Linked DNA regions of Homo sapiens: all the other regions are linked to region 1. Evidence: read pairs that join two places in POLR2A ChIA-PET (ENCODE). Cell type or tissue: HepG2. All regions are shown on one strand.

Region 1 (8,000 bases):
TAAGTACTATGAGGATAGCACCAAGACAGTAATGAGGGGTCTACTTCCATGACCTAAACACCTCCCACTAGGCCCACCTTTAACATTAGAGGTCACATTTCGCATGAGATTTGGAGAGGACAAAACATCCAAACCATATCACTTGTTATGAAGACTGTAGGGTGGAGTTGGTAGGTGGTTGGACAGCGTGCGGGATCTATGACCATTTTGGGTAATATCCCAGGTTATGGTCTCCAGGTTTTACTGAATTTGCTGGAAAAAATTATGCCTTTCATAAACTAATATTAGTGAATACCTACCTCACGCTCTGTTTTTTTCTTTTAAGAGATGGGGTCTTACTATGTTGCCCAGGCTGAAGTATAGTGGCTGCTCAGAGGCATGATCATCTCACACTACAGCCTTGAACTCCTGGGCTCAAGCGATCCCCCACCTCAGCCTCCCAAGTAGCTGGGACTATAGGCTCCTGCCACCAAGCCCGGGTCCTCTCTATTTTCTTGTAGCATGTTATGTGTCTATTTCTAACATGTTAAGCTGATTAAAAAGACCACAAAACAATGAGGCCAAAATTCTGTAAGTTTTGTGTCATTAATATTTTTTCTAAATAAAACCCACTCAAGTCTTGTTATTTTCTGAGTTTTCATTTCCAGCCTCTCTTATCCTCTAAGCCTTTCCTCATGTCATCTCAAAAATCTCTTCTTCCAATGCTACTCTGACTGTATCATTGCTTGGTTGCTGATTGCCTATCATAATTAGCCAGATTTGTCAGCATGAATGAATGCTCATGTCAGTGTCAGAACAGGCAATACACATTTGTTAAAGGGACAGATGTGTGAATGGGCGCTGATGTTCTGCATGGGTAAGTCCTTCCGCGTGGCTCACCCCTGTTTCTTTCCCACACTGCTGCAACAAGCCTGCCTACAGTTTCCTACCCTGGGATGCCTGCACTAGCATGCACACTGGAGGGCAAGCCTTTACTGACTGGAATGTCTGCACCTGACTATCTGTGCTAGTGGGATCAATGATGGATTCACCACCCGGCTAAGCTTTCCCTGAGTTACCTGGTTGACGATGTTCACTAATCCCATAGCCCCCAGGGCTTGAGAGTATCGTTCACAGCAGAGGAGTTTGCATTTCTTTATGTATGTAGTAACATATTATCTTTTATATGCACTTTACCTGCTTCTTCCTTAGAAGGTAGACTCCTCAGGGCCAGAAATACAGTCCTCTGTTTCTTTTATCCCTCCTCACAGCCTCTGCCAGTGCTCTGCAGCTCAAAGGTCCCTGATAAGCAGAGTGACTTCAGCATTGTAATGAACCAGAGCACAGAGAGAGGCTGTGCAAGCAAAGGGTAGGAGCAGCCCTAGAAGAAGGCACACATTCATTCCTCGGGTTGCAGCCTGTTTACAGAGGGAGAGAATCTCTGCTGCAGTTACCCAGCATCCAGGGGTCCATGCTCTGCCAGCGTCACTCAGCCACGTGAGATGGGGTGATTGGACCAAAGGAGATACATGGTGTTTTATTTAGTGATGGTGGGGCCATTTCTGTTTTTATTTGTTTTTAACTGGGGTATGTGTGTCAGGACCACACAGCAGCAGGGAGAAGCTTCCACCTGCTTGGAACAAAAATGGGAAGGCTGCATTTCCAGGCTGCATTTATCTTATGTGTAGTGTAAGCAGCATCGCTGACTGGGAAAGAAAAAAGGGTAAAGAGCATTATAGATGCCTGATAATTCAGTCCTTAAGAGATGGCTCACTCAATTGCTTGGTTTTGTATTTTCATTTCTTTTCCTGACTGAAAATGGATCTGGAGCCTGAGAGCACCTGATGTTGGGCGAGGCCTCTGGGTACGAGGTGGAAGTTCACATTTCTGGATTATGTGTAGTTTCAGAATGCCTTCTATCTCGGTGTCAGGATAGATGTTAAGATGCAGGAATTCTCATAAATCTTCTCGTTAAAAAGAAGAAAACAACAAAACTTCTCACAGAACATAAAAACCATGTCAGGTGGCCGGGCGTGGTGGCTCATGCCTGTAAACTCAGCACTTTGGAAGTCCAAGGTGGGTGGATCACGAGGTCAGGTATTTGAGACCAGCCTGGGCAACATGTGAAATCCCGTCCCTACTAAAAATACAAAAATTAGCGGGGAGTTGTGGCACACTCCTGTAATCCCAGCTACTCAGGAGGCTGAGGCAGGAGAATCGCTTGAACCCAGGAGGCAGAGGTTGCAGTGAGCCAAGATCATGCCATTGCACTCCAGTCTGGGCGACAGAGCAAGACTGTCTCAAAAAAAACCCCAAAAAAACAAAAAAAACCCATGTCAGGTTGCTCCCCTGAGCAAGGCCAAGCTCAGTTTTCACCTGGTGGTCCCATGGGGAGCTTCCTGTGGCTTAGTGTTTGCGTCTGCCATTTGCTATCCCTCCCCAGCACACCTTCCTGTGGATGGAACTTGCCAGAACTTCCTCAGCAACCCTGAAGAGGAAAGCTGGAGGCCCCAACAGACGCAGAAGTGGGCTGCACTGCTGTGCTTCCATGGGGCAGTCAGGGCTCAGGGCCCCAGCAGCAGGCCAAACCCCAGCCCAGCTCCCTTGCAAACCTCCTCTGTCATGTACCCTGGGAGTCAGGTCCAACCCCACTATGTCACAACTGAGGAAACAGAGGCCCCGAGAAGTTCAGGGAGAGCTGGGGTCAAGATGCTAGATCCTGCCTCTGGGTGTGGTGGCTTTTGTTCTTGTCATCCGGTGGGCACTGGGCCTGCCCCGCACAGCTCCTTCACCCCGGAGAGGTGACAGCAGACTACATTAGGCCCTGCCAGGCCCAAAGACTCCAGCCTGTTAATCTTTAACCAGAGCTCTGGACAAAGGTAGCCCTTCTGACCTCCTGAGAGTTTCTGAATAGCTCGGAGGCTTCTGTGACAGAGCCACACGTTAGCAATGACATATATTTAGTGCAGGGAGGCATGTTGAGTACAGTTCTAAATTCTGTTGTGAATTGTGCCCAGGGAACAAGCACAGAGAACATTTTCACCATGGATATGTATGTACTTGTAAGAAGCAGCTGGGTGGTTCCTTCAGCAATCTGCTGAGCTGTGGCGATTACATCACACACTGGTGCAAAGGCCTTGAACCATTAATGTGCTGCCTCTGCGAGGGTGACCAGGATTCCAGCAATGAACAGAGAAGGTGCTTGTCCCCACTGCTCACTGGGTGCCTTCAGATTCTTAACTTTTGTCTTTTTCTTTTTTCTTTCACTTCTTACCTGTATCTATAAAACAGGACTCTGTTTGCTTTGAAAAGAGCCAGAATGACCTCAGGGGTCAGTGACTCATGCTGTTGGCTCTGTGAACACAATCGAGTGCCCCTTACGTAAGAAGCTCCTGCTATCTGAGGGAAGGGAGGTCCGAGCCATTATTCCTTGGTTATAAACACTCCATGTGGTTTTGTTTGGTGGTTTTAAAAAAGGTGTGTCCACAGGGTTGGTGTTCTAGAATCGTGGGCAGAAAGAAGTCTAGCTCCTTTCATCCAAGGTTCTAAAGGGTTCTCTGAGCTGTAACTCAGCTCTAACTGGACAAAGAGGCAACAATTCCCCTCATTTCCTGTGCGCTGTCACCACAGGAGGCTACACTTAAGGAGGTCAACTCAAGTTGTTTGGACCAAGCTTCCGCAGTTGTTCCCATTATCCTGTTTGAATCCATTCACTCTTACACTGGCCATGCAAATAGACACTCCCCAAGGAAAGAAGGACCTTAGAAAATAAGTGATCTCAGTTTTCATCTGACTTTCTTCTGGGGTGTGGGGCTGGTCATGGGTCTATATTCCCTGCTGTGGTCAGGGCCCTGTGGGACATGTGGCTGTGTCCCAGCCCTCTAGCACAATCTGCCGTCACTCCTGGGCTTTTGTATGCCTGCTCCCATTTGCTCTTATCTCCTCAACAACCACGTCAGGTAGATAATACATACCATCAGTCCCAGTTTACAGATGAAAAAAGTGAGGCACAGGGAGCTTCAGTAACTTGATCAAGACTAGAATTCAGAGAAATAGCCAAACCATGACTCATGATCCTCTTGCTCCAAAGTGCGTTGTCTCCCCCACAGCCCACTATATTTGTTGTTTATTTTTGAAAATGGTCATGAACTCAGCTAAGACGCTGGGGCAGTGGAGCGGAGGGAGAGAGCCTGCTCTTCACAGAGGGCTTATGGGGTGAGAGGAAGGGAAGCTAAGTACAGGGCAGGCCGGGGCCATCTAAGGTGGCCTCTGACCATCCTGGAGAGGCATGGGGCTAGAGAATGAAGAATGAGGCAGAAATGAGCGTTTTTGAACTGGTTTACCGAGCAAGAACTAGAATGGAAGGGGACATATTACAAATGACAAATGCCTGATCCAAAGCCCATGAGATGCTATTGATGAGGGCCACGGACCCTTACTCTGTGCAGACACAGAGGCTTGGATGCACACACTTGCATACACACACACACACACACACGCACTGTTTTGTTTTGCTCTGCTTTATTTTTGCCACTGTGGAATAATAAGAAGTACAGTCACGCATTGCTTAATGATGGGGATGCAGTCTGAGAAATGCATCAGGTGATTTCATTGTTGTTTGAACGTCATAGAGAGTACTTACACAAACCTAGACGGTATAACCTACTACATACCTATACTATATGGGATAACCTATTGCTCCTGTACCAAATACTGTAGGCAATCGTAACACAGTGGTATTTGTGAATCTAAACATATCTAAACACAGAAAAGGTACCATAAAAATGTGGTTAGAAAAGATGAAAAATGGGGCTGGGCGTGGTGGCTCACGCCTGTAATCCCAGCACTTGGGAGGCCAAGGTGGGCGGATCACTTGTGGTCAGCAGTTTGAGACCAGCCTGGCCAACATGGTGCAACCCCATCTCTACTAAAAGTAGAAAAATTAGCTGGGTGTGGTGGTGTGTGTCTGTAATCCCAGCTAGTCGGGAGGCTGAGGCAGGAGAATCATTTGAACCTGGGAGGTGGAGGTTGCAGTGAGCCGAGATTGTGCCACTGCACCACTGCACTCCAGCCTGGGCCACAGAGCGAGACTCTGTCTGAAAAAAAAAAAAATTAAAAAAAAGATGAAAAAAGGTACACGGTCTAGGGTAGTTACCGTGAATGGAGCCTGTGGGACTGGAAGTTGCCCTGAGTGAGCCAGTGAGTGAGCGGTGAATGAATGGAAAGGCCTGGGATGTTACATTACTGTACACTAAATTTATTTTAGCTACACTAAATTTATTAAAAAATAAAGTAATTGCACTATGACATTATGACAACCATGGCATGCATCGCTAAGGGATAGGTATTTTTCAGATTCATTGTAATCTTTTGAGATCACCATCATATGTATGGCCCATCCTTGGCTAAAATGCCATTATTTAGCATATGACTGTACACATATTGGTCTCTGCCCTCAGTTCCTGACACAGAGCTCTTAAAATCCTTGGAGTTTCTTGAGAGATAGGAGTGCTAGTAGCATCTTTTGTTCTAATCGGGCAACTCTGGCTGGGCTCCTAGATAGCCTCGGGATGGGAGTTGGTGGCCAGGGGAACCAACCATGTGATTATAAAGTTGGAACTTTCACCCCCACCCCTAACCTCAGGGGAGGGAAGAGGGGCTGAAGGTTGAGCTGAACATCAATGGCCAATGATTTAATCAATCATGCCTACATAATGAAGCCTCTATAAAACCCCAAAGTACAGGGTTCAGGGAACTTCCAGGCAGCTGAACTCATGGAGGTTTCTAGAGACTCGCACACAAGGAGAGGACATGAAGGTCTGAGCGCCTTCCACATGCCTCGCCCTGTGCCTCTCTTCATCTGTATCCTACATAATATCCTTTATAATACACCAGTAAACACAGCTACGTGACTCTCTGAGTTCTGTGAGCTGCTCTAGCAAATTAATTAAACCCAAGGACAGGGTCTTAGGAACCCAGATTTATAACCAGTCAGAAACCACAAGTAAAATAACCTGGGGCTTGTGATTGGCATCAGAAGTGGTGGAGGTCTTGTGGGACTGAGCCCTCAACCCGTGGGATCAGATGCTATCTTCAGGCAGGTAGTGACAGAAATGAATTGAATTCAAGGACGTCCAGCTAGTGTCTACTGGAAAATCTGTAGAATTGCTTGCTTGCGTGGTGGGGGGACATACCCATACATTGGTGACAGAGGTCACAGAAGTACCCTGTGTTATGAGAGAATAGTAGGAGAAACTGAGTTTATTTTTTCTTTCTCTCACAGAAACTGAAAGGCATTTATCCTCACATTAGAGTATAGCATGCTGAATTGTCTGTCTATAGCTGCAATTCCACCCAAGACTTATGCTAACTTTTAAGATTTTTGTCTCATATCAAAACTGAGAAGACTCTCAAAAGAAACATCACTCAAGCAAAAAACTTTTAAAGCTTTTCAAAATAATCGCAACTCATCCTGCACTTCATAATTCTATCACCATTAGAGTGAATTAATTGTGTGATTATATGTTTGCCTTCCATAGACTGTGAGCTTCATAAAAGTTGGAACCAAGCCTGTCATTCATTTATTCAATAGAGACCTACCGAGTGCCTACATGTGTCAGATACCATTTCACTTGTAGGGCCGCAAGAGTGAATGAAACACGAGATTCCACAGCAGATGGTCTCAATTTCTTTGTGTCACTGACCCCCTGGAATCCCAGCCTACAGTAGGCACTCAATGAATACTTATTGGATAAGAGATGAACACATTTCCAGCTTATTCTTCCCACCCCAAATCTTTCCTTAATAAGAGGTCTGGGTTTTCACACAGCCCTGCTGGAAAGCCCCCTTTGGCCAAACACTGTAGTCTCTGCAGACAGCTCTCAGCCTGTGGCCTGTGGTTAGGCCCACTCTGTCTGATACTCTAAGCACTGGCTGAAGACAGTGACAGAGAAAGGAGAAACAATGCCCCATTCCAGCAGGAGGAGGGAGGAAGGATGAGCAAAGAGGGCTGACCCATTTTTCTTGGCTAACCGTGAAGCTCCCAACTGTGTCCTGGGGCTCTGGCAGGGACCCTGGCGACAGCCCTGACCCCTGCTCTGTGCTGCATTATTCAGCAAGACTGTGACGTTATCACTGTGAGGTGGGTGAGTCATCAACAAAGCTGCTATCCAGAATCTCATGAGCTCAGCCTGAGGGGCTGATGCCAGCCTGTTCACCGACTCTGGAAGACAAAAGGCTATGTTCCCTGCTGGGCTCCCCTTCCCTGCTCCTGGGACCCTGGGCAGGTCCCTCTCTATAGGGGTGATGGTAAAGGAACCTGAGCTTTAATAAGGGAGAAATGTGTGTCCAGTATGGGAGCTGCCGCTGTCTGAACAAATATGGAATCATAATCAAGTCCAATCTTGGTTTTTAAATTTGGAAATGGGTATAATAAGATTTATCCCAAGACGTTGTTGAAAGGTTATTTGTACTGCATCTGGCACTTCATACATGATTGGTGTTATTTCCCAGGCATCTCAATTGAGATCCTACACAGTTTCATGCTCATGATAACTGCAAATCATAAATCATAATCTTATTCCTATCTCTTCCTGTACATCATGGCTGGGGGACAGAGGAATAACCCACTCCAAACCCCTATATGCTTCCTCTTTGGGGAGAGGAAGGCACAGTGTGTCCTATTTGGTCCTGTAGGTGTTGGGTTAGCTCCACTGCAAACCCCACATTTGAACACAGCCAGCCTGTCTGCAGCCTGGCAGAGTTTCCTGTCTTCCTCACTGCCTATGCCACTTCTCACCCTTTCTACTCCTACTCTTTCTCCATGTTCCTCACTCTTATCTGAACTCCATGAATTTCCTTTCCTGCCTTTAGAAATTTCTCCTACTTGGCTGGGCGCGGTGGCTCACGCCTGTAATCCCAGCACTTTGGGAGGCCGAGATGGGCAGATCACAAGGTCAGAAGATCGAGACCATCCTGGCTAATATGGTGAAACCCCGTCTCTACTAAAAATACAAAAAAAT
Region 2 (8,000 bases), 190 kb after region 1:
TGGGGCAGCTCCCTGCTCCGACCCCACCTCCCACCTCCCCCAGCAGCTCAGACAGCCATCTGTGCGGCAGATGAGCTGCACACAGAAGGTGCTCGGCAAACACTTGCCGAATCCCCTGAAATGGTCCATCTGGGCCCCTTTACAAATCGAATTCTTTCTAGATCAGTGGCGCCCAACAGAATTATAATGTGAGCCACACACGTCATCTTACATTTTCTAGTGGCTAACTAAGAAGTAATAATAATAAAAAGAAACAGGTGAAATTAACTTTAGCAATATACTTTGTATATAAAAATCATTATCATTCCAACATGTAATCGTATAAAATTTGTAAGATTTTTATAGTCTCTTTTTCTAGTACCAAGGGCTTGAAATTCAGTGTCAGTTTGGAATTGCCACATTTAGAGTGCTCAGTAGCCGCATGGGGCTTGCAGCTACCACCCTGAGCTGCAGCTCTGAACTCTAACCAGGACTCGGGGCAACTGGGGCCCAGGCTGGAGCTCAGCTCAGAAGGAAGGTGCTAGGTGGAGTCCTCCAGCCACAAGTCACAAAGCAGACTGTGTTGGGGGGCCTTTGCCACTGCACCCCCCTCCCCACCGTCCTCACTTGCCTTCCCCACCTGGCACTGTATCTGGTGGGAGGAGATGGGCAGGGCGTGGGAACAGAAGGAATGGATGAGGACTTAGAGATGTGTGAGCAGCTCTCACAGCCATACACTGCCCCTGCTGGGGAGTCCATGTGGACCCCTCAGCTGGGACTGACCCCATCACCTGTAGTGAGACACACCAAGAAACACGCCCCATCAACACAAAAATGTCTGCTAGGCCAAATCTGGCACAAGCTTAGTGACAGCTGAGTTAAATTACTGTATCCATGGTGCAGTCACCAAATACTTGCAGCCCTCAATCATTTTCAGCTGTCTTTTTGGGGACAACAGAGACATATACAGATTGTCAATTCAACATGAGCTCATTTTATTAGACGCAATCAGCCATATGGCACTTTGCGACCAGTAGACGTGCTCCTTTGACAATCAGTGTTATTGAGCCTGCTCAGTAATGAGTTAGCTACTGGTCTTGTCTTCCCTTAGAAGAATCCATTTAACTCCTATGAGTGAGTCAGCTTTTTCCTAAGTGACATCTTTGAGGGGAATGCAATGCCAGCTTGTCACATGCCAGGCTCTGGCGCTCAGTTCCAGAATGTTAGAGCTGGGAAGGTCTTGGTTCTCTCCTAGTCCTGTGGCTTTTGAGCTTTACTTTCTAAGTGCAAAACTTTCTTTCAAATGAAATCTTATGGGGAGGCCTGACTAAGACAGATTCTTCTGTAGGAGCTGGAAGGACAGCACAGAGCTCTCCCTCCCTTCCTCCTCCCCAGGCACCTCTGTGTGGTCAGGGTTTATTAGAAAACCAGCAACGCTAGGCAAGCCACTCATTGTACACATCTTAAAAGCAGGACCCAGAGCAGCTGTGTGTGATATAGTCACACTGTGCCATGACAGAGCCAGGGTTGGAATTCCACTCTCAGATTCTAAGACCTCTACTATTATTATTATTATTATTATTATTTGAGATGGGATCTTGCTATGTTGCCCAGACTAAAGTGCAGTGGCCCTTACAAAGATCTCTATTTTAGTATTTCCAGAGAGTTCCATGGAAGATCTTTGAAAGATACAAATGGTCCCACATGTAGAAACAGGTTATCATGAGGTTTGTTAGAGTTTATTGAGTGCTGTGTGAGAGGCCCCATGCAATGGCTTTCCATGCCAGCCCACAAATTTCAAACTGCAGTAGGAATGGCATTACGTTCCCAGCCTAAATGCAGTTATCCCTAACTGCCCTCAGGACCTGGCATCTAGAGGCTGGGGCACCATGGGGTCCCAAATTCTCTGTGCCCTGAGACCTTGAGTCTATAGAACCAGCATGAATGATATAGAAGTTATTAAGAAATTGTTTTAGGCAGTTAGTGTGGGTAAAAGAGTTCTCAGTGGAATTTCCTTTTAATAAAAAGCAGCCCCCAAACCATTTCTTTTCTAACAGAAAGCAGCCCAAAAGCCAAGCTGCAAGCATAGATAAGCAAGCTGGAAGGTCACATGTGTAAGTGCCAGCAGCTGTACCTGGAAGCCAAGTACATTCCAACATGGTGACTTCCCCTCCCTCTCCTTGTTGTCACCTGTGCAGGTGTCATGGCACCACCAGGTTGAGGCCACATTTGCATAATAAAAGATTAGGGTGGGAGGGCCAGTTTCTTCGAAGGCTGTGTAAATGACATACCTGGCCAAACCAATCCCCTGGGACCTACGTAAATCAAACACCGCCTCCTCAAGCCCCTCTATATAATCAACTGCATCCCACCCCAAACTTAGAAACCCTCTTGGGCACCCCCTTCCTCTGCCTGAGGAAGCTCTCTCTCTCTCTCTTCTTTCTGTGTCTATTAAAGTTTCCGCCCCTTAAACCTACTCCGTGCGTGTGTGTCCATGTCGTTAATCTTGTCGGCTCGAGACAACGAACCTCGGGTATTTCCCCAGACAACGAAGCCACTTCACTCTCAGATTGGCTAATGAGGCCCCTGCTACTGTGGAGCTGGCAGAGGTTTTAGTGGGAAGGGTCAAGAAGGGCCTTCATGGGGCCCTGGGGGTTCCTTAGCAACAGCAGCAGAGGGCTGTAGATAGGTCTATGGATGTCAGGGAAGACTCTAACTGGGGTGGGAAGGCAGATTCCACAGAAAAGGACAGCTAGCTAGCGATAGTCAGGTTCTATTATACATCTGGGAGACCTGTACTTGGCAGGCACTAAATGGGCTATGAGCTAAGGCCTGGGCTGGACCCTGGGGACGGCCACGACATCTGCCTACCAGAATGGGCAGAAAGACCTCCGGGGATGCATCAGATTCTTCATCTGCCTCCCCATCTGCTCAGACTGTCTCTAACCACCTACCACCATTGTCCTGGTTGAGCAGAAGAGGAACATAAGCCAGGCCCGTGTGCAGAGGTCCATGCCTGTAATCCCAGTGCTTTGGGGGGCTGAGGCAGAAGGATCACTTGAGGCCAGGAGTTCAAGACCAGCCTGGGTAACACAGTGAGACCCTGTCTCTACAAAAAATAATAATTATCCAGGCATGGTGGTGTGGGTCTGTAGTCCTAGCTACTTCGGAGGCTGAAGTGGGAGGGTTTGTTGGGTTCAGGAGTTCAAGGCCACAGTGAGCTATGATTGTGCCACTGCACTCCACCCTGGGTGACAATGAGACCTTGTCTCTAAAAAAGAAAAAAGAACATAAGCCGATATCAAAGACCACAGAGGTGCAAGTCAGGGCCAAAAAGGGACCAACAAGGCGTTGCTGGGCTTCCCTGAAGGAGGTCCTGGAGCCCCCAGAGGCTGGCCGGCCTGGGCTAGGACGGGGCTGTCGTTATGGCTCTAATCTATTGCCATTACCACCCCCACCCAGCCCCCTACTCCCCCACTCCCCTACATACACACCAAGTCCCTGCCTAGGTCAGGCGGGCTGAGCCAAGACAAACACAGCACATGAGCTCACTATTCTGAGGCTGCAGCTCAGATGTGCTATCTGAAATGTGGGGTTTGGACTGGGGTCTTAACCGGAAAAAATAAGCAAGAAATTTTGAAACAAAAGAAAATGTTAACTTGAACCATTTCAGGGATCACTTTACCTTAAAGCTGTTCAGATTCAAACATTGCTAATGGCAAAGCCAAGATTTAAATGGGCCCATTGGGAAAAGAAGTAAAATGGGGGGATTTCCAGGAATGGATAAGAAGGTTAGAATCTGCAGTACATTAAAATTTTAAAAGGATAAAAGGTAGAAAACCAGCCCCAGGAGATTGCCATGAACTCTGACATGAGGGGGTTGGAGCACAAGCCCCACCTTTCCTTCTGCAATTGCAGATTTCCAGGATTCAATTCCATTTCAATTGCCTCATTTCCTTTTTCTCTTTCTTTGTTGCACAGTGATAGTTTGGAAAGTGGGAGGGACAGGCTAGAGGAGAAAGGGCTGGGGATAATGGGAGACAGTGTGGTAAAGAGGAGCACCACAGTACTCCGTCCCTAAAGAAGGGACTCAGAATGGGCAGCTCCTCAGAGCCAGCAGGTGAGGCCAAGTACACCAGCTTCTTGGTGCATTTTCAGTGACAGGTCATTTTCCTCCTACAAGTGCGTGTCTCCCTATCCAGGGAAAGAGCAATAGTAGGTGAAGGTTGTTAGTTGCCTGAGCAGAGAAATGGAGGCTTGATGTTAAGTTGAGACCAGATCTCAGTGAGCTTTGAAAGCTGTGAGAGTTTGGACCTTATTCCATAGGTGAGGGTCCGCAATCACATACAGATCTGTGGATGCTCTGGAGGAGTTTACATTCTCACGAGAAGGACAAGCAATTAACTATCTAAGCTATTGCATTTAATTAATTAACCTTGGCAAGCCCTACCAAGGACAAGTATGAGTTACCCTGACAGCAGATAATGGGGACAGGACTTCCTCTGTGGTTACCGACAGGAGATGACCCAAATTAGGGGGAGGAAGAGCATGAGTTTAGTCTGGGAATTGTTGAGCTTGAAAGGGGCTGTAGATGCCCAGTGGCAAAGGAAAGCAGACAGTTAAAATTGGATTAGCTATGCCAATCTAGAGCTCAGAAAGAAAGAGAGAGCTACAGATATGGTTGGAATTGAAGGCATGGACATAGATGGATGGGATTATTTGGGAAGAATATAGAGACATATGAGGGTCTAGAATGGAACCTTCACAATAACATTTGAAAGTCAGGTAGGGAAGGATAAATCAGCAAACGAGACTAAGGAAGCATGTGTCTGATCCATTGATTATTGTGTTCCCTAGAACCAAGCCCAGTACTTGGCATAGAGTAATCAATAAACATTTATTGAATTGAAACGTATATCATCTTGATTGTCTTTTCCCAGTGAAAAAACAAGCTGTGTTAATCAGCTATTGCTGCAATGGTGTTGTGTAACAAACGACCCCACAGCTCAGAGATTCTCTAGCTTCACAGCTAGCTCCAGTCTGTTCACATCTCCCAGCTGGGGCTGAGCCTGAAGGGCAGTGGTTACTCATGCTCTCATGGCAAGCACTTTTAGAGCCAGTGCCCGCATCATGCCCACCCACATTCCATTGGCAAGCCATAGCCAATCCCAAAATCAAAGAGACAAGTCGTAGATGAGAATGAGCACTTACTTTAGACCCTGAGCAATTTGTGTTCAAATCCTGGATCTACCACTAATAAATGCATCAACTAAGTCAACTTACTTAACCTATCTGAGCCTCATTTTCCACACCTTTAAAACAGGTGTAATAATAGCTCCTTTAGGGGTCTTGAGGATTAAACATGATATACATGAAGAACTTATGACACCTGGTAAGTGAGAAATAACCAGTAGCTACTGTGATCTCTGACCTCCCCTTCTAACTGTAGCCCTGAATCTCAAAAGCTTGGATGCTTTAACCAGAGCTCCATGCTCACATCTCAGGTGGGGTTGTGCCCACATCCCCCAGCAGCTCAGGAGAAAAGCTCACCCTGAATTCCGTCTCTGAGACACACCCTGGGGCAGGAAAGGGAGCAGAAAAAATAATCAAGAAGTCTTGAGGCAGGGTCCAATTCAGCCATTTACCAAATGCCTCCCAGATTTGCTGGAGCTGATGTTTAGTTTTTATCCAGTCCAAACCCACACTTTTGCCTGGAGGCATCCTTATGAGAAGTCCTCTTACTTTCCAGGCCCAGCTTTTAGTTCTGCCTGTGTTTTGAGTGATACCAAAGTACTAATGGGGAATAAAATTATGCAAGCAGACAGCTTTTCCAAATGGGACTTTTCCCAGACTGCATTTGAACTAGACCTTGGCCTGAAACGCAATATCCAGAGCTTTCTTTGTAGCTTTCTTTATGGCTTGAGAAGTCTTTTTCCATGCACGCTTATGTAAAGATGAAGAATTTATAAGATTCAATGAGATGTCTGGCATCAGTCCCGGCTGTATCTACTGAAGGCTGTTTTCTTTTCTCCATATCCACTGTTTAGTAAATTACCAGAGTAGCCATCAGGAAATAGATGATCAGTGATATTGCCATCATCATTATTTCATAATGGCCATTCAATATGTTTTTCTTTATAGCTCTTAAGAAATGTACTTCTGTAATTCAGCATCCTTTCTCAAATTTTAAGCAGCAGGTTTTCTTTGACATTAATTCATTTACTCTACAAGTATTTATTGAGCACTTACCTGTGTCAGGCACATGGTAAGGGCTGAGAATTTAGTAGTAAATAACTACTGCAGCCACTGCCCTTGTGGCGAGTATAGATGAGGAAACAGAGTCTCAAAAAGAGTAAAGTTTGGCCAAAGTCACAACACAAGTTTGAGCTGAAATTGGAAGTCATATATGCCAACAGGACCAGCTTCATAACTTGCAAAGCCCAGTGGTAGATGAAAATATAGGCACTTGTCCAAAAACGACTAAGAATTTCAAGACAGCAACATCCAAGCATTAAACCAAGTGCAGGACCCTGTCCCACACCCAGGTAGCTGGCGCCGTGCTCTGAGTCATAATTTTTAAATCAGTTTTGACTAATTCTGTACTTAAATGACCATGAAAAAGTGATGGGAGGGGTGTACTGTGGAGTAAGGATGAAACCACCAATAATCTTGAGCTAAGGAACAAACAGGAAATTCACATATGGTATTTCTGTTTGCTGGCCCCTTTTTCAGAGTTAAATGTTTAGACATAGTCCTACCTTGATAAATTTTTCACAGCAGAACACCCCAACTGGGATTTCCAAATCCTTCCATCACACACGGAGGAGCTAGGATTTGCAAACCCACTTGTCTGTATACCAATCCTGTGGGGAAAGACCTTACACATGTAAATAGCCAAACCAGACCAGTGTATGAATCGGTTGGTCGGTCAAGCAAGCACTGACATACTAGCAGGAGTTCTGCCTGTGGTTTTTTTGGTTTATTTCTTTGCAAAGACAACATCAGCTACCAAAGAAAAGGAAACAACTCCACCCTTTACTTGAGATTGTGCACCAAAGTCAGCCTGATTAAACCAGGAGGTTTTGCCCTGTTTTCTGATGGAGATGTGCCCCTACCTTGTTCACTCTGCAGGAAGGCAAAGCATGGGTTTGTTGACCTCATAGCTAATTCATTTGACTGGAGCTAGTGTATGGGAAGATACAGGAGTAGAGGGGAAGATAGATGCACTAATCAGACAGCATACATGGCTGGCCTGCTATCAGCAGTCTGGCCTTCATCTCAACAGACGTTTACTCTACAAAATTGGAAAAACCACTTCACTCTCTGAGCCTGCTCTCCCACCTGTGAAATGGGAAAGTGGGACCAAGTCAAATAAAAATCTCCCAGTTGTCATTGCCATCTGGTAATCGTGCACATCCTCTGGGCTTGGAGCAGCTCCTCTTTCCCATAGTCCCAGGAAAGAGATCCTGGCTCTCAGAGAAAGTGAGGAGAGAACATTTTAAATGCCTTTGTTTCATAACTGCAAACCGGAAGGCCTTGCAGCCTTGACCAGACAGACATCTTAGGGAGGTTTCCTTCCCTCCTCTGATTCCCCTGGGGGACTGGGACTGAAAGATACAAACTGAGGTCCTGCGAGTAGTCATTGCGACCAGTCCTCATCTGGGAAGTGTGTTCCCACAGCACTGGGAGCTGTCCTCTGCCAGCTTAGTTTTTTTTCTCACTTGTTTTAATGGTTCACACACCCACTCCATGTCTGTCTGATTTTCAGGCCACAATGCCCAAGTGTGACCCCAGAAACTCCTTGGTCTCACTGTCTCACAAGGTCAGGTGAAGAGGAAAGAGTAGCTACCTGTTAGAAAGGGTATCCTCTTTCCTTTACCCCTTCTCCTTGTCTACTTTTTCTTCCATTAGTTCTTCCATTTAAAACTCATTTTCAAAAGCTCCCAAATTGCTACTTGGCAGCAGATGGGGCACTGAAAAGAGGAATGACAGGAAAGGTGGAGCCCATCTGATTGACTTTT
Region 3 (8,000 bases), 55 kb before region 1:
AATCAAGGCTTCGCTGGGCTTCTGAAGCATTTAGCACAAATCCTATCTGACATAAATTGGAGAAGTTGGTCCCTCTAAAATCTAGATTTTGTGGTTCTCAAACTTCAGTAGGTGTAAGACACACTTGGAGAGGTTGTAAAATGCAGATTCCTTGGCTCTACTCCTAAGGGATCCTAATTCTGGAAGTCTGGAGTGTGGCCCCAGAATCTGCATTTTCACAAGCACTGGAGAAAAACCTAGGGCTTCGTCCATCCTATGGTGTTTCAAAAGATCTCCCCCTCCAGCCCCATGGGTAGAGAATCAGGGTGGAGTCCAATTAGGGCGTGATTGGTGTCCAGGGAAGTGCTGAGCCCCCAGGGGACTAAGGTCCATGTTGGGTGGCCCACCTAAGGAGTAAGACAAAAGTAGGAACCAAAAGCACACAAAACCAAACAAATTGAATAATGAAGAATAGAAAATGAACAGAAATGAAGCAAGTCTTTAAAAAATAGAGACAGGATCTTGCTCTGTCACTCAGACTGAAGTGCAATGGCATGATCATACCTCACGGGTCTCAAACTCCTGGTCTCAAGCTATCCTCCTGAGTAGCTAAGACTACAGGTGTGTGTCACCATGCCTGACTAATTTACATTTTAAAAAATAGAAATGAGGTCTTGCTATGTTACCCAGGCTGGTCTCAAACTCCTGGCCTCAAGTGATCTTTGAGCCTCGGCCTCCCAAAGTGTTGGGTTTACAGGGATGAGCCACTGAGACTGACCAGAAGCAAGTCTTTTTACATGGTTGCATGGGCATGTCAAATGCACATAAAGGAATCAAGACAGAGTAAGATAGTTAAAAAACGACACAGGAGACAGGACTGTGAATGTCTGGTGTCCATAGCTCAGAATGTCCTGGAAAGAGGAGGGAAGGTGGGAAGAAGGGGATAGTAGATGACCTGATTCTGGGCCTTGGTGTCCCTATCTCATGGTACAGGACCCTGCCCTGGCGGGGGGGGGTCTCATGACAAGTGCCTCCTTAACTGAGGAAGGTCTTGGGCAGCAGCTCGGCAGACATAAGCCCTGAATCTCATGCTATATTTCAAAATGGGAGGATTCTCCCAGGCAAATAAATAAGGGAGTTGTTAACATTGACAAGATGGCCCCATGCAGAGTCAGTTCCTCTCACAGGCTGCTTGTAGAATTAAACAAAAATAATAACCAAATTACAGAGTCAAATTACAAAGAACAAAAAGTCTCTTTACCTACTGCTTCTGAAGTCTCCTTTCTCTTCTGTGTAAACTAATCTGATGAAATGAGCTGCTTTACTCGTTAAATATGTCAACTCCCTGGGGATGTATCCCGCCAGGGGCAGGCTGTGTAAGATCCAGCCTCTTCGTACCACCACTTCAGCTGCGATAAGAAGGTGCTTAACTTGACGGGTGAAATAGAGCGAGAACACTGGTGATAGTCACTGCTTAGTTCTAAGTGTGCTTCTGTGCAGTGATTTAAGCAGCACAGAAGAGGGGGAAGGGAGATTTAGATACATTTTATCTTTATCTTTAGTTCTGATAGGATATGGCTCACACATCCCAAACCCTAACCCTGCTTAATCTCCTTACTTGTGGGGAATTCAGCTACATCTAAATGTTTATGTGCTGCTGATGGTGGCAGGGGACATCTGTTTCAGAGGTACGTGCAGATCATCAGAAAATTATCTAATGACTCAGTGTCTCCCGGTAGAGGAAAACATTGGTCTAATTAGAAATCCTGAGCCAGAGCTTAAGTTTCAGATAGAAGACAGCATCCAGGGACAAGGAGGCTTTGTAATTACTCCCAGAATTCTTTTACATAGGGTTGTGTGTGTGTGTGTGCGCACGTGTGTGGTACGATGTGTGTGTGGACTGTGTGTGTGTATGGTTTGTGTGTTTGTGTGGTCTGTGTGTGTGTGTGTGTGGTCTGTGTGTATGGTCTGTGTGTGTGGTGTGTGTGTGTGTGTGTGTCTGTGTTTATGTGTGGTCTGTATGGTCTGTGTGTCTGTGTGTGGTCTCTATGTGTGTGTGTGTGATCTGTGTGATGTGTGTCTGTGTGCATGTGTGTGTATGTGTGGTCTGTGTGGTCTGTATGGTCTGTGCGTATGGTTGTGTGTCTGGTCTGTGTGCATGGTCTGTGTGTGTGTAGTCGGTGTGTATGTGGTTTGTGTGTGATCTGTGTGGTCTGTGTGTGTAGTGTGTGTGTGTGTGTGTGTAGTCTGTGTGTATGGTCTGAGTGTGTGTAGTCTGTGTGTATGTGGTCTGTGTGGTCCGTGTATAGTGTGTGTGTATGTGGTCTGTGTGTATGGTCTGCATGTGTGTAGTCTGTGTGTATGTGGTCTGTGTGGTCTGTGTGTATGGTCTGCGTGTGTGTAGTCTGTGTATGTGGTCTGTGTGTGTAGTGTGTGTCTGTGTGTATGTGGTCTGTGTGTGCAGTGTGTGTGTGTGTCGTCTGTGTGTATGGTCTGTGTGTGTACATGGTCTGTGTGTGTGTGGTCTGTGTGTAGTGTGTGTGTGTGGTCTGTGTGTATGGTCCGGGTGTGTGTGTGGTCTGTATGTATGGTCTTTGTGTGTGTGTGGTCTGTGTGTGTAGTGTAGTGTGTGTGGTCCATGTGTGTGGTGTTTGTGGTGTGTGTCTGTGTGTGGGAGTATGTTTACGGAGTGTGGTGTATGTTTGCATGATGTGCCAATGTAGCATGTGGGGCATGTGTGTGGTGTGGTGTAGGTGTGTGTGATGCCTGGTGTGTGTGTGTTGTTTGTGATGTGTGTGCGGCATGTGTGTGTGGTGTGTAGAGTATGCTGTGTGGGGTGTGTGTTTGTGATGTGTATGTGTTGTGTGCATGTGGGTGCATGTGTGTGTGGTGTGTAGAGTGTACTGTGTGGTGTGTGTGTGTGTGTGTGATGTGTATGTGTGGTGTGTGTGTGGGTGTGTGTGGGTGTGGTGTGTGGGGAGAGGAGAGGTGTTGGAAGGTCACCTCCATAGGGATGATGCTGTGTTGTGATTCCTTTCAGAGCTCAACACTGAGTTGGCATTCAGCACCCTGGACTTTTGACTGTTGTTAGAGTCCAGGTGAGTCATCCAGCTTCAGAACACAGTGACTGCTTCCAAGGTTCTGGGCCCCTTAAGGATCTATTTCCTAAGAGATGTGGTAGCTCAGTTCTGTCCTGCAGATAAAGGGTGGGAAGGAAGAAGGGAAAGGATTATACTTTTTCCCACTCCTTTTACCCCATAATGGGGAGGGGATGTGTGTGAGGGCCTCCTGCGTCTTGTTTTCCGCCTCTATTGAGTGGGTGAGGTCTTGCCTCCCTTTCTCGTGCAACTCTTTTAGTGGTTTACAACCTGCAGTCTCTCTGCTCCGTGTCCACAGAGCACAGGAAGCCAACAGCCAGGAGCAGCCTCTGGCATCAGAGGGAGTGGGTTCAAAGTCCAATTCTGCTACTTTCTAGCTGATAAACTGCTTAGCTCCCTGTCCATAAGTGGGCTTGATAGTAAGTGCTTATTACTTCCCAACGACGGGGAGATGCACACAAGCATCTAATGTGGTGGGTGGTACTAGATCGCCATGATTACCTCTGCAGCCACTTTTGGACGCTCGATGCAGCCACATTAGACACTGACCGAGGCCACTGCACACAGACCGGGTGCTGGGTATTGCGGGAACCAAGGAGCAAGCCAGCCAGTCCTGGGGCTCCGTCAGCATCTGGTCCACTGGAGAAGCAGATACATCTCTGGGCCTCATTATGGTCCATCTCTGCTTGGACTTTACATCCTCCACCACCTCACACTCAGCACATTCCAAGCTGAGGATGTTGTAACCTCCCCAAGCCCGCTTCCCCCAGGCTTCCTGCTGTGTCATCAATATCTTCACTTTCCTAGGAACCCAGGCTCCACATGTGGCCTCAGTAACCCCTCCTCTACTTCACACCTTCTGTACCATCGGGAGACCCCAGGGATTCAGCCTTTCATGGAGTGTCTCCCTGCCTGTCACAGTCCTCTTGCAACCCATCCTGCTGAAGATGTGATTTGTTTTAGCCTGGGGAAGAGCAGAGCTGCCTCCTGTGCCAGATAACCCTTGCTAACACATGGCTTTTAACATGCTCCTCACCTGCCCCAACCCAATGGTCCACAGAAAGTTGTGGCTATCTCTCCTCCCTCCAGTTCTGGCATGCTTTTCCTGCCTCATCCCTACTATTCCATGAATGAACCCCACATTTAAGGTAGGGTTTTCTCCCTTGCTGTATCCAAGTCAATCTAGACCTAGTGGCCCAGTTCTATTGACCAGCTGTCCCTGAATTTTCGAGGCCAATTCTTGCATTCTGTGACGAAACTGGTTGTAATCTCTCATACCCCGGGGCACCAGCCTCTACCTTTATGATCTTCTAGACTCTGGAATTCAGGAATGACTTAAGGCCACTTAAAACCACACCCTCCCTTGCCCTCACCTTCCATCTCCTCCCAGGGCACCATATGGCAATTGTTCTACATTCCCTCCAAGATTCCTCCTCCCAAGCCTAGGCCCATATGAATTTTCACTTAGCTCCAGAATCCCCCTTCAGCCATGTATCCCCCAACCAGGTAAGCACTCAGTGGCTCACTTCTGCTGAGTCCTGCGGCGTCGGCATCAACCCTGTTCCCCAGGCCTTCCTTGGTCATGCACCAACCTCCCATCTGAGGCACTCTGGTGCACAGCTCATATTTTGCATTCCCTTCCCTGTGGGCTAGGGCAGTGTTTCTCCCACTTTACAAACTCAGGCTCCCTTTTAATAAGCCTAAGGCCCTCCCCTGCTGCACCATGGAAATGAGCGATGTAGTCTGTACAGGTCTGTGTTGTAACCTCCTCTGCCTCCCTTGCAGGCACCCCTGTTGCTCCTTCCCAAGCCCCTGCTTCCCACCACACCAGTCAAGGCTGCACTCCCCTGGGGCTCTGTAGTTTTTTTTGTAGCATGTACCATAGTCGTGCTTAAATAATTATTGAACTACTTGTGATGAGTTGTTTAATGTGTCTGCTGCATCACAACATCAGCTTTGTGAAGTCAGGGGTTCAGTTTTGTTCGCCTTCGTATCCCCAGCACCTGGCCTACCTATTCCAAGCAAAATCCAGCTCCCTAAAAATACCCTCCTACAACCTGTCAATAAGCTGAAGTTATTCATTGCTTACTGTGGTCTGGGAGAGCCCTGCCCTGATAGTCTGAATAGCAGCATCTCAGATGGGGCATCCAAGTCGGGGTACTTATGAGGCTTTGGGGTTGGGTTTTAGAGGCTGTTCAGTGCAGCAGGGGAGGGGTTTATAGTATGAGGATTGGTGGATGCGGTAATGTGAGGGTTTTGAGGCAAGGGATTCAAAGAACCTTGAGGTATAAATAGTCACTGATGCTATCTATTGAAAAGTCTCATCGTTTAATGATCATTTGAATGAATTCTTCCAGAAAGTTCCTGAAACAAACAAAGTTATTTGCAGCTTTTATTTTCCTGGACAAGTGTTTCATGTAAGAGCAAAGTCACGTTAATGTAGACAGTAAGCTTCAAGGGTGCAGATGATTTGCGTTCTCAGAGTGAACAATTCCAGATGTTGCCCAATCTCCCAAACTCCTAGAACTGCATGTGTGAAGTTTCAGGATGGCCAACGCCTGCCAGGTCGTGCATTATTTCTGAGCAGCCCCAAGGAAGGCTTGCATTTGAGTGTGAACCTCTGCTTCTCGTGCCCCTTCTGTCCTGTCCTGTCCCATCCCATAAGAGGGCCCTTTCTCTCAGCTGCAGTGTAGACAGTACTCTGGTACTGACGTCCCTGAAATGCTACTAAGCCAGTAAGGAAAGCTGGGTGGGTGTGGAGATGGAGAGCACAACTTGGAGCTGAGTGTGTGGGGGATGTGGCTGCTCTGAGGCTTCCCCGTCAAGCGTCTCTGCCATGATGTAGCCACACCACGCATCACTGTTCAGCCTCCTCCTTAGCACCAGGGCCTACACTTTCTCGCAGCCTAGGCTGATATAATAATAACCTTAGACAAATTTAACAGAGTTTAACTGAGCAAAGAACGATTCACAAGTTGGGCAGCTGCTGAACCAGGAGGAGTTCACAGAGGCCCTGGCACTGCCCTGTGATCAAAGATTATTCATAGACAGAAAACGGAAAGTGATGTACAGAAAACAGAAGTGAGGTATAGGAACAGCCGGATTGGTTACAGCCTGGTGTTCGCCTTATTTGATCCTGGTTTGAACAGTTGGTTGCCTTTGATTGACCAAAACTCAGGGATTGGCATAAGAGTAGGCTACAGTTCATTTACATATCCAGTTTGGTTGCAGTTCATATGTACAGAGAAACCTTTAGGCCAAACCTAAAATATGTTGGGAGGTAGATTTAGGTGAAGCTTAACAAGGCCTCCCTATCTCACTCTCCCCATCACAAAAGCAAAACAAGAACTCCTGAGATCTTCAGATCGAGCAGAGCGATTTTGCTCCTTTTAGTCTTCTCTCATCTCTAATCTTCTGCAAAAACAAAATGTCCATTGACGTATTTCCCCAAAGAAAAAATAGTTCCCTCTCTAAAAGGAATTCTATTGTTATCTTAGACAGCAAACAATTCATTTTCCCCACCCCACCTGCATAAATAGAAATTCCATCAGTGGTTGAAAATATTAGGTTGAATCATATGAAATACTCATTTTGTCAGTCAGAAATAGTCAAATAGCAACAATCTCATATCCCCTAGAGTAAAAAATATGTAAAATACTAAGATAATGAATTAATTTGATTATTCTAGGGAATTGTATTCCTATGACTGAACCCAAAGAATTCTAGCAATAAGACTGAAAATAATTTTTTATTGCTGTCAGTAAAAACCATAAGGACAAGGAATAATTTCATTACCCAGAAAGATGGTGTAATAACTGAAACTAATTATGGAGGAAGCTGGTTATATTTCACCCACTGGCATCTCAGTGGGGAACTGTCTGTACTGGGAAATCAAACTGGAGTTGAAAACTGGTATCTGATTTCTACTTTAACCAGGGTTCATGGTGTCAGTTGGAAAGGCAGGCAGGGACTGAATCAAATTTGCAGATCCCCAGGTCAGAGGCAGAATGATAGCCTAACAGAGACAGAGGACTTCCTATGAGCCCCAGTCCTGGACGGTGTTCTAAGTGCCTTGCCGGTAGTATTTATACTCCCTGAGGAAACAGGCACTGAGCAATAAAATGATTTGCTTGGGGTCCCACAACAATAGACAGTGGAGCCTTCTAGCTGCAGGTCCCAGGCTCTTAGACACCATGCTCAACTGCTCTGTTCTTTCAGGGCACCCCACAAAGACACTTGCCCCGAAGGCCAGGGGGGAGAGGGGAATGGTAGTGAGAAAAAAAGGTATTCAGTATTAAGGAAAGAAATGATTTTCACAGTTACCTTTGAAATGGTAATTGGAAAATCTGACCAAGGATGTTGGTCAGATCAACACCCTTGCAGATGGAGCAGGCAGGAGGTTGCACTCTAGCAAGCATGGGGTAGGGTCAGCGAGTTCTTGATCATGCCATGAGAAACTGGCATGGCACTCAGCTGCCATCTGGGGTAGACATGCCCCACTCCTTGGGAACCCAGATCTAGACAACTGCCAACTTTTTCAGAGAATTATGCAGTCTCCTTTTTACGTAGGATGTGTTTTACTGTAATGTACATCCTATTTCCTCTTAGAGATGATCTGCCTGCTTCAGTCCCATTCTCCTCTTAGTATTCTTTTTCATTCTGGGATATGAATAAGAAATTGGATTTAGGCACCAAAGTTCTCACTTGTAGCCCTAATCCTACCAACTATTCCTGGTGCTAGCTTTGAAGCATTCTTTCGGAGCATCAACAGAGGCTCAAATTTCTCCAATCCTAAGTACAACAGCACAGAAATGTCCGCTGTTGCTACTGTTTTATTTGTGGTCTTACCTTCTCTACCAGCATTGAGAACAATGAATCTGTCCTTGCTCTCCCCTCTTCATCACCTCCAGCTCAAGACCCATC

The links. ChIA-PET counts read pairs that join two places held together with the same protein. Peaks named below come from ENCODE experiments on the same cell type or tissue, not always from the same donor. Only the 100,000 strongest peaks of a DNase experiment are listed, where the experiment ranks them.
Region 2: POLR2A ChIA-PET joins it to region 1 with 10 read pairs; 4 of 35 experiments call an interaction of 5 or more read pairs at or near these places.
Region 3: POLR2A ChIA-PET joins it to region 1 with 21 read pairs; 9 of 35 experiments call an interaction of 5 or more read pairs at or near these places.

The regions. Positions count from the first base shown.
Region 1 is chr1:228,835,299-228,843,298 of GRCh38, forward strand. No RefSeq gene overlaps it. Among named protein-coding and RNA genes, the nearest start is that of RHOU, 100 kb to the left of the region's middle. In HepG2, no CTCF peak of the experiment used is centred here; DNase peaks (open chromatin) are centred at 1,363, 2,843, 3,353, 7,103 and 1 weaker place; H3K4me3 peaks cover 1,151 bases.
Region 2 is chr1:229,028,690-229,036,689 of GRCh38, forward strand. No RefSeq gene overlaps it. Among named protein-coding and RNA genes, the nearest start is that of LINC02815, 120 kb to the right of the region's middle. RefSeq lists a silencer at 3,093-3,387 and an enhancer at 3,093-3,387. In HepG2, no CTCF peak of the experiment used is centred here; DNase peaks (open chromatin) are centred at 3,212 and 3,952.
Region 3 is chr1:228,779,993-228,787,992 of GRCh38, forward strand. No RefSeq gene overlaps it. Among named protein-coding and RNA genes, the nearest start is that of RHOU, 49 kb to the left of the region's middle. In HepG2, no CTCF peak of the experiment used is centred here; DNase peaks (open chromatin) are centred at 3,049, 3,399 and 3,779.